Linked DNA regions of Homo sapiens: region 1 is linked to region 2. Evidence: chromatin contacts called from ENCODE Hi-C or POLR2A ChIA-PET data. All regions are on one chromosome and are shown on one strand. Each heading gives the region's core, a stretch centred on a gene start or an enhancer-like site at or near the end of the contact. The rest is flanking DNA. Distances are from core to core; before and after follow the strand shown. Region 1 overlaps ARHGAP42 (Rho GTPase activating protein 42). Region 2 overlaps ARHGAP42 (Rho GTPase activating protein 42).

Region 1 (3,060 bases), core at 40-2,539, 57 kb after region 2:
AAGGGAATTGAAGGGTTATAAAACTATTCTACATGGGACTGCAAAGGTAGATACATGACATTGTGCATTTGCCAAAACCCATCCAGTTGTAGAACACAGAGTGAACCTCAGTGTAATCTCTTGACTTTAGTTAAGAATAATGTATCAATATTGGTTCATTTATTTTAACAAATGTACCACACTAATGCGAGATGTTAATAGGGGAAACTTGACTTCATATGTGTATGGGGGCAGGGAAGAGGTGGGTAATATTGTAATTCTGTATTATCTGCTCAGTTAAAAAAAAAAACTTAAAAAAATTCTGTATAACTATAGAATCTAAATAAGTAAATGGAAGTTCACCATATTATTCTATTTTTAAACCTCAGTGAGAAGTATATGGTAGTTCTTTTTAATATTCATTTTTGAGTACGTTTGAAAATGTTCATGGTAAAAACAGTTAAATTTTTTAAGAAAATAAAAGCCTAATAAGGACCATGTATATATGTATATTTTAAACTTTTAAAAGCAATATGTGTTCAATGAATATTACATGTCAATGTTAGGCTCTCAAAAAAAAAAGGTTATCTCAACCAATACAGTCATATACAATTAACGTTAAATATCCTCATTTTAAGTTCTTGGGGTTTTTTGTTGTGGTGTTTTCGTTTTCAAAATACTCTTGAAGACACTGAATCTAGCCATATTTTCACTTTTATATGACTGGACTTTTTTATCTTGGGCCTTTTTCCCCCATGAGAACAAAACCAGTTGTTATTATTAAATATTATTATTGTATAAACAGTACTGAAACATTAGAGAAAGTTTGGAAAATAGGACAGAAATAATTATATTCCCACCATCAGGGCAGTCATTTGTATGAATTCTTTTCCCATTTTTTTCCAACATTATCAACAATCATTCATAGGAACAACTTACATATGGAATCCCACCTTAAACTTTTTGCTTTAGGTTTTAAACAAAATAATCCATTTAATTCTGCCAGATCATCCAGTTTCTGGGCAATCAGTAAAAGGCTGCTGAATTGAATTAAGGAGTGACTTACTGGATTTTCCCATCTCACATACACCAGGCCATCTACGTGAATAACCACCACGGTGTGCCTTCTGGGGCAAGTTTCAGCACCAGCAGATTCTCTATTTAGGAAAACCTAATTATCTAGCCTATAATCTAACCTAGTGATCTAGCTCCAAAGCAACAATGGTAAAAGCTACAAATGTTGACTACGGTGCCAGATCAACTAGGACATGATGACTCAGCCAATAGCAGGAATTTGGCACCAGCCACATTCAGCAGGGGAGGCAAGGTTGGGGGTGAAACTACAGCCTGGAAAACTGCCTAGGATACAGAAGTAGTAAATAGCCTTGCTGCTAAGCACTCTCTGCTGCTTCTTCTCTCTTTTCAAGCACACTTCTCTATGAATGTGTGAAGGGGCTTCATTTTTCTTCCATGTAAAACAACAGGCTCAGGATGTGCAATATCTGAAAGACAGGAAGAGCCGGTATAGCCAAGAGTATCCTTTTGCTGCTCATTTTACCACCTGTCATTTTGAACCTGCACACACAACACACACACACACAATAAAAGAAAAAAAGGAAAGAGAGAGGCAGAGATATGGGTGAGGTCACCTGTGAGTTAGTGAGTAGATACCAGAACCTGGATGCAAATGTGTTTGCATCACAAATCTGACCTCCAGCTTGCTGCCAAGTGCAGGCAGACAACAAGCTAAGGAAAATGCTAATAAGTAGCCCACAGAAGGCCAGCTGCTGGCTCCTACCGGACTTGATCACTTAAGGTCCTCTGAATCCATCTGTTTGTTTGCCTAGAGCTTTTCCCCTTGCTGCCATGGAGACTGATGTTAAATAATTATCATGGCCAAAACTTCCAACAGAGCTCAAAGTAGATACATCCTCCTGTTACAGTCTTAATCTGCAGTAAAATCCTCACCTAACTTGAAAGTTATCAATTAATATTCAGTTGTTTTCTCCTATTATTTGACTGGCCAATATTTCAGCAAAAAGAAAAAGACAGTATCTAGTGGTGAATGAAGAATTAGGAAGCAAGAAATGTGAATTCGTTTAGCTGTGCCTGACATTTTTAAATTTATCTACCACTAAATGCTCTTATTCTAAGTTTTTCAATTAGTCCAATGTTCTTTCCAATATTTTCCCAGTAATCTATTTTCTTTGAAGGATGATTGGTTCTTCCAATCTATTAAGGAATTGTATTCAATAAGGTACATAAATCATGAGGTATAGTGAAGCATCACAACCTTCTCTTCCTTTCTCCATCACAAATACCATTCATTAGAGAATACTTTAAAGCTTGAATAAAATAATATGAAATCTATCAAATGCAATACATATTTAAATAAGTCACGTTAAATAAAGTACTGAACCATTACATAAACAAGAAACTAATTTACATGATAATTTACTCAATATAGGATTCACTTTTTTAGTAATCTGTGCATTTAATATACATGAAGGGAGAAATTACTATGTGAGAAATTAGTCTAAGTGAGAATTTACTCTGTGAGAATTAGTAAAAAATTACTATGCACCACATGGTAGATGATTCCAGTTTAATTAAATTCTTGTTCAGAAATACACTTTTATTTTACCATTTGAAATCCATTTCCCTACCTATATGTAACTTTAATTTTTCTATTCGTGGTGTGTTTGAGTCCTTGTCCAATTTATTTATCTTCAAACTTTGCAGGTTGGCATTTTGCTGTTTCAAATTTGTTTATCTGAGTAAATCTTCCTTTTTTCTGACAACCAAGCTATACTCCTCCAAAAGTCTGAAATATTCTTAATAGAACAAAATTAAAAGACATGGTTTATGTCAAAGGCATGCATTTGCACAGAAAATATCTGCTTTCATGAACTAAATAAATTCTTTCTTGACCTTAGTATCAGATGCTAGATCCAGTGGCTATGACCACCTTCAAGAGCTATTCACAATGGGGCTGGCCAAGTTCTACCTTGAAGGGCCTCATAAGACCTATAAAATGTGTCTCATGCCACAAACACTGTGACCTCCAAACCATCTCTCTTC
Region 2 (3,052 bases), core at 424-2,923:
TCAGACCTCAAAGAGCATATAATTTGCTACAAGTGATAAGCAAGTGAGCCCTCTGTACAAAAGACTGGGCTATTTTTTGTTGGGCAGAACAAAGTCACAAAAAAAGAATGAGGTTTTAGGGGATTAATGTCTATCCATCAGTTAAAAAATAAATTTCTTTCCAGGCTTGTGACATGACAAGTTTTCAGGTTGTTTTTTAACTCGAAGCCTGAAATATGAAACACCTAAGCTTTTGAATTTCAAATTAAGTCAAATAAAGTGCTTCAAAATACACAGCTAATATGATAAAAGCATCTCTCTCAAGCAGCGTGTTTTTTTTAAGAGAGGAACACCACCTGAAATGTGCAACTTTCCCAGCTGCTTCCATCATTAATTGTGGGTGGTTTCTGTGTGGGTACAAAAATAAGGGTGGTTTAAAAAAAAAACAGGAAAACAATAATTCAATTGTCCAACTGAGAGCTATTAAAAAGTAAAATATGCTTCCTCTGCAGAGTTAAAAAGAAAATGTTATTTGTATAAACAATTTAGGCATTTAGAAATGTTCCACTTTAATACACGACTTCCTGATTTATATAACCACATTTAAGTGGTTGTAATGAGGGTCTGTAAAGAATGATGGATATTTTTTTTTTGATTCAGCAAATGAGAAGGTAGTTTACTTCCTCAAATTTAATAAAATATCACAGGTCTCTTTTAGAAGAGTTCAGCTGTGGTTGATAATGGCATTGCCTTTGGTTTAGAAATTTTTCCTAAAAATGCCCAAGAAGAATCTCATGGCTACAAACAACTTCACCGTTTCTTTTTTTTTTTTCTTAAGAGACAGGGTCTCAACATGTTACCCAGGCTGCAGTACAGTGGTGTGATCATAGTTTAATGTAACCTCAGCTTCTGGGCTCAAGGGATCCTGCAGCCTCAGCCTCCTGAGTAGCTAGGTCTATAGGTGCATGCCACCATGCCTGGCTAAATTTTTACTTTTTATAGAACTGGGGCCTCATCCAGGATGGTCTGGGACTCCTGGTCTCAAGCATTCCTCCCGCCATGGCTTCTGCAAGCACTAGGATTATAGGTGTGAACTATCACACCCCGCCCAGTTCTACCTTTTGTATCACAATACCACTAGACAAATATTGAGTAAACTGTAAAAATGCATATTTGTACTCATGACCAAATTCTGAAGAAAATTTTCACAGAAGCATTTTCAATAATTTAATCATTGAATTTGTTTAAGTCAAAAAAGAAAATAGGTCTTTTTTTTAAGAAAAATTATTAATGATCTTTTGAATGCATTTTCTGCATTTATTATGGCAGTTATGATTTTTAACCTGAAACAAAAGCTATTATCTCTCAAAGTGTTTCTACACTATAGAGGAATCCTTTCCAAATACAAAAAGTAAATTGTTTCCCATACTTTCCACCCTAGACTATATTCCTATTTCTCATTTGGGAAACAGAATCAAATATTACCTTTCCATTTGACCTAACAGACGCATCTTCAAAGTAAGTAAAAATTTTATGCCTTTTTACACAGTCACTCTTCTAACAAAGAAACTGAATGAGATTTTCCAACCACTCCCTTGAAAAAATTCTTCTTGACACCCTCAGATCAGGTATCCAAGATCACTCTCAGGCTTCTATCTACAGATCAATGTGAGTCACCTCACCACAGTAACCCACTGATGCACACCCAGCCTCAGAGAGGTAATCAAACAATAAATATTTGCACCTTGGCAAAGCACTGCCAGCACAGGAAGACATAGTAAAGCCCCTGTGACTTGAATTGCCACTATTTTAACCTGCTATACCTTCACCTTTCAACACATTCTCCTAAAGACAGAACAAGAAGTAAAAATGTCAGGGCACCTCAGCCAATGCTGTACACAAAACTTGGTTCATGTTCGAGCTCTCATCCATCAATCAGTACATGTACGATTCGTACAAGCATTTCCATAAAACAGCTTCTTTTTTAAAATGCGACATGCTCTTCGTGTTTTTTTTTTTTTTTTTTTTGAGACAGTGTTCACTTTGTTGCCCAGGCTGGAGTGCAGTGGTGCAATCTGAGTTCACTGCAACCTCCACCTCCCGGGTTCAAGTGGTTCTCCTGCCTCAGCTTCCCGAGTAGCTGGGATTACAGGCACGTGCCATCATGCCCAGCTCATTTTTGTATTTTTAGAAGAGATGGGGTTTCACCATGTTGACCAGGCTGGTCTTGAACTCCTGACCTGAGGTGATCTGCCTGCCTAGGCCTCCTAAAGTGCTAGTGCTGGGATTACAGGAGTGAGCCACTGTGCCCGGCCGATGCTAACTATTAGGCACTATCCTTGTTGCTATGTCTGCATATCTGCATTTAAAATGGAGTAAACAAGGGACCAGCAATACACTAGTTATGTCAGAAATAGCTGGGGGATTGTTAAAAAATATAGTTTGATCCAAACTACCTAACTGACTGACTCATTTCTCCACTCCTAATTTGGAGCTATTACCTTAGTTGACAAATGGTAGTGTATTGCCTGTCACTACCACAGGAATTTTCTGTTTAGGTGTGTCTAAAGGAATGAAGTCTCCACCAAAAATATTTACTAGCAAAGTGACTCTCCTTCTTGGTAAATGTTTAATCTCTTGAGTCCAAAGCTCATACTGTTCAAGACTTTCCTGAGAGTCTAGGTCATCACACAACATCACTAACCAAGCTGTTTACGCACAATCGCAACTGGACTTTCCAATGGTTTCCAAGATTACATAGAATGAATAAACTTTGCCTCATATTAATGACTAACATTTTTATTGGCACTAGTTCAGTTTGACTAACAATATCTAACTTTTTTTTTTTTTGAAATGGAGTTTTGCTCTTGTTGCCCAGGCTGGAGTGCAATGGCACGATCTCAGCTCACCGCAACAACCCCCTCCCAGGTTCAAGCTATTCTCCTGCCTCAGATTCCCAAGTAGCTGGGATTACAGGCATTCACCACCACTCCTGGCTAATTTTGTATTTTGAGTAGAGATGGGGTTTCACCATGTTGGTCAGGCTGGTCTCGAACTCCCAACCTCAGGTGAT

Evidence for each region. Hi-C counts contacts between places; a loop is a spot of excess contacts on that map. ChIA-PET counts read pairs that join two places held with the same protein, here RNA polymerase II (POLR2A). Pooled maps may share reads with other maps.
Region 1: a map of PC-9 shows a loop between it and region 2 (8-fold over the local background). The contact joins two enhancer-like sites. A Hi-C loop is called at or near these places in 5 of 168 maps with a recorded cell type or tissue (PC-3, PC-9, heart left ventricle and 2 more) and 3 of 50 pooled maps. POLR2A ChIA-PET finds 5 or more read pairs at or near these places in 7 of 52 experiments (B cell, HEK293, IMR-90 and 3 more).

The regions. Positions count from the first base shown.
Region 1 is chr11:100,718,185-100,721,244 of GRCh38, reverse strand. All of the region lies in intron 1 of ARHGAP42 (Rho GTPase activating protein 42), which reads right to left. Among named protein-coding and RNA genes, the nearest start is that of ARHGAP42-AS1, 32 kb to the right of the region's middle. Within about 2 kb of position 1,289, at least 21 of the 41 ENCODE cell types and tissues checked have a DNase peak (open chromatin) inside an H3K27ac peak, as active enhancers do; they include PC-3 and PC-9, where a contact is called at or near this core.
Region 2 is chr11:100,775,937-100,778,988 of GRCh38, reverse strand. The region is part of intron 2 of ARHGAP42 (Rho GTPase activating protein 42); the gene reads right to left. Among named protein-coding and RNA genes, the nearest start is that of ARHGAP42-AS1, 90 kb to the right of the region's middle. Within about 2 kb of position 1,673, at least 7 of the 41 ENCODE cell types and tissues checked have a DNase peak (open chromatin) inside an H3K27ac peak, as active enhancers do; they include PC-3 and PC-9, where a contact is called at or near this core.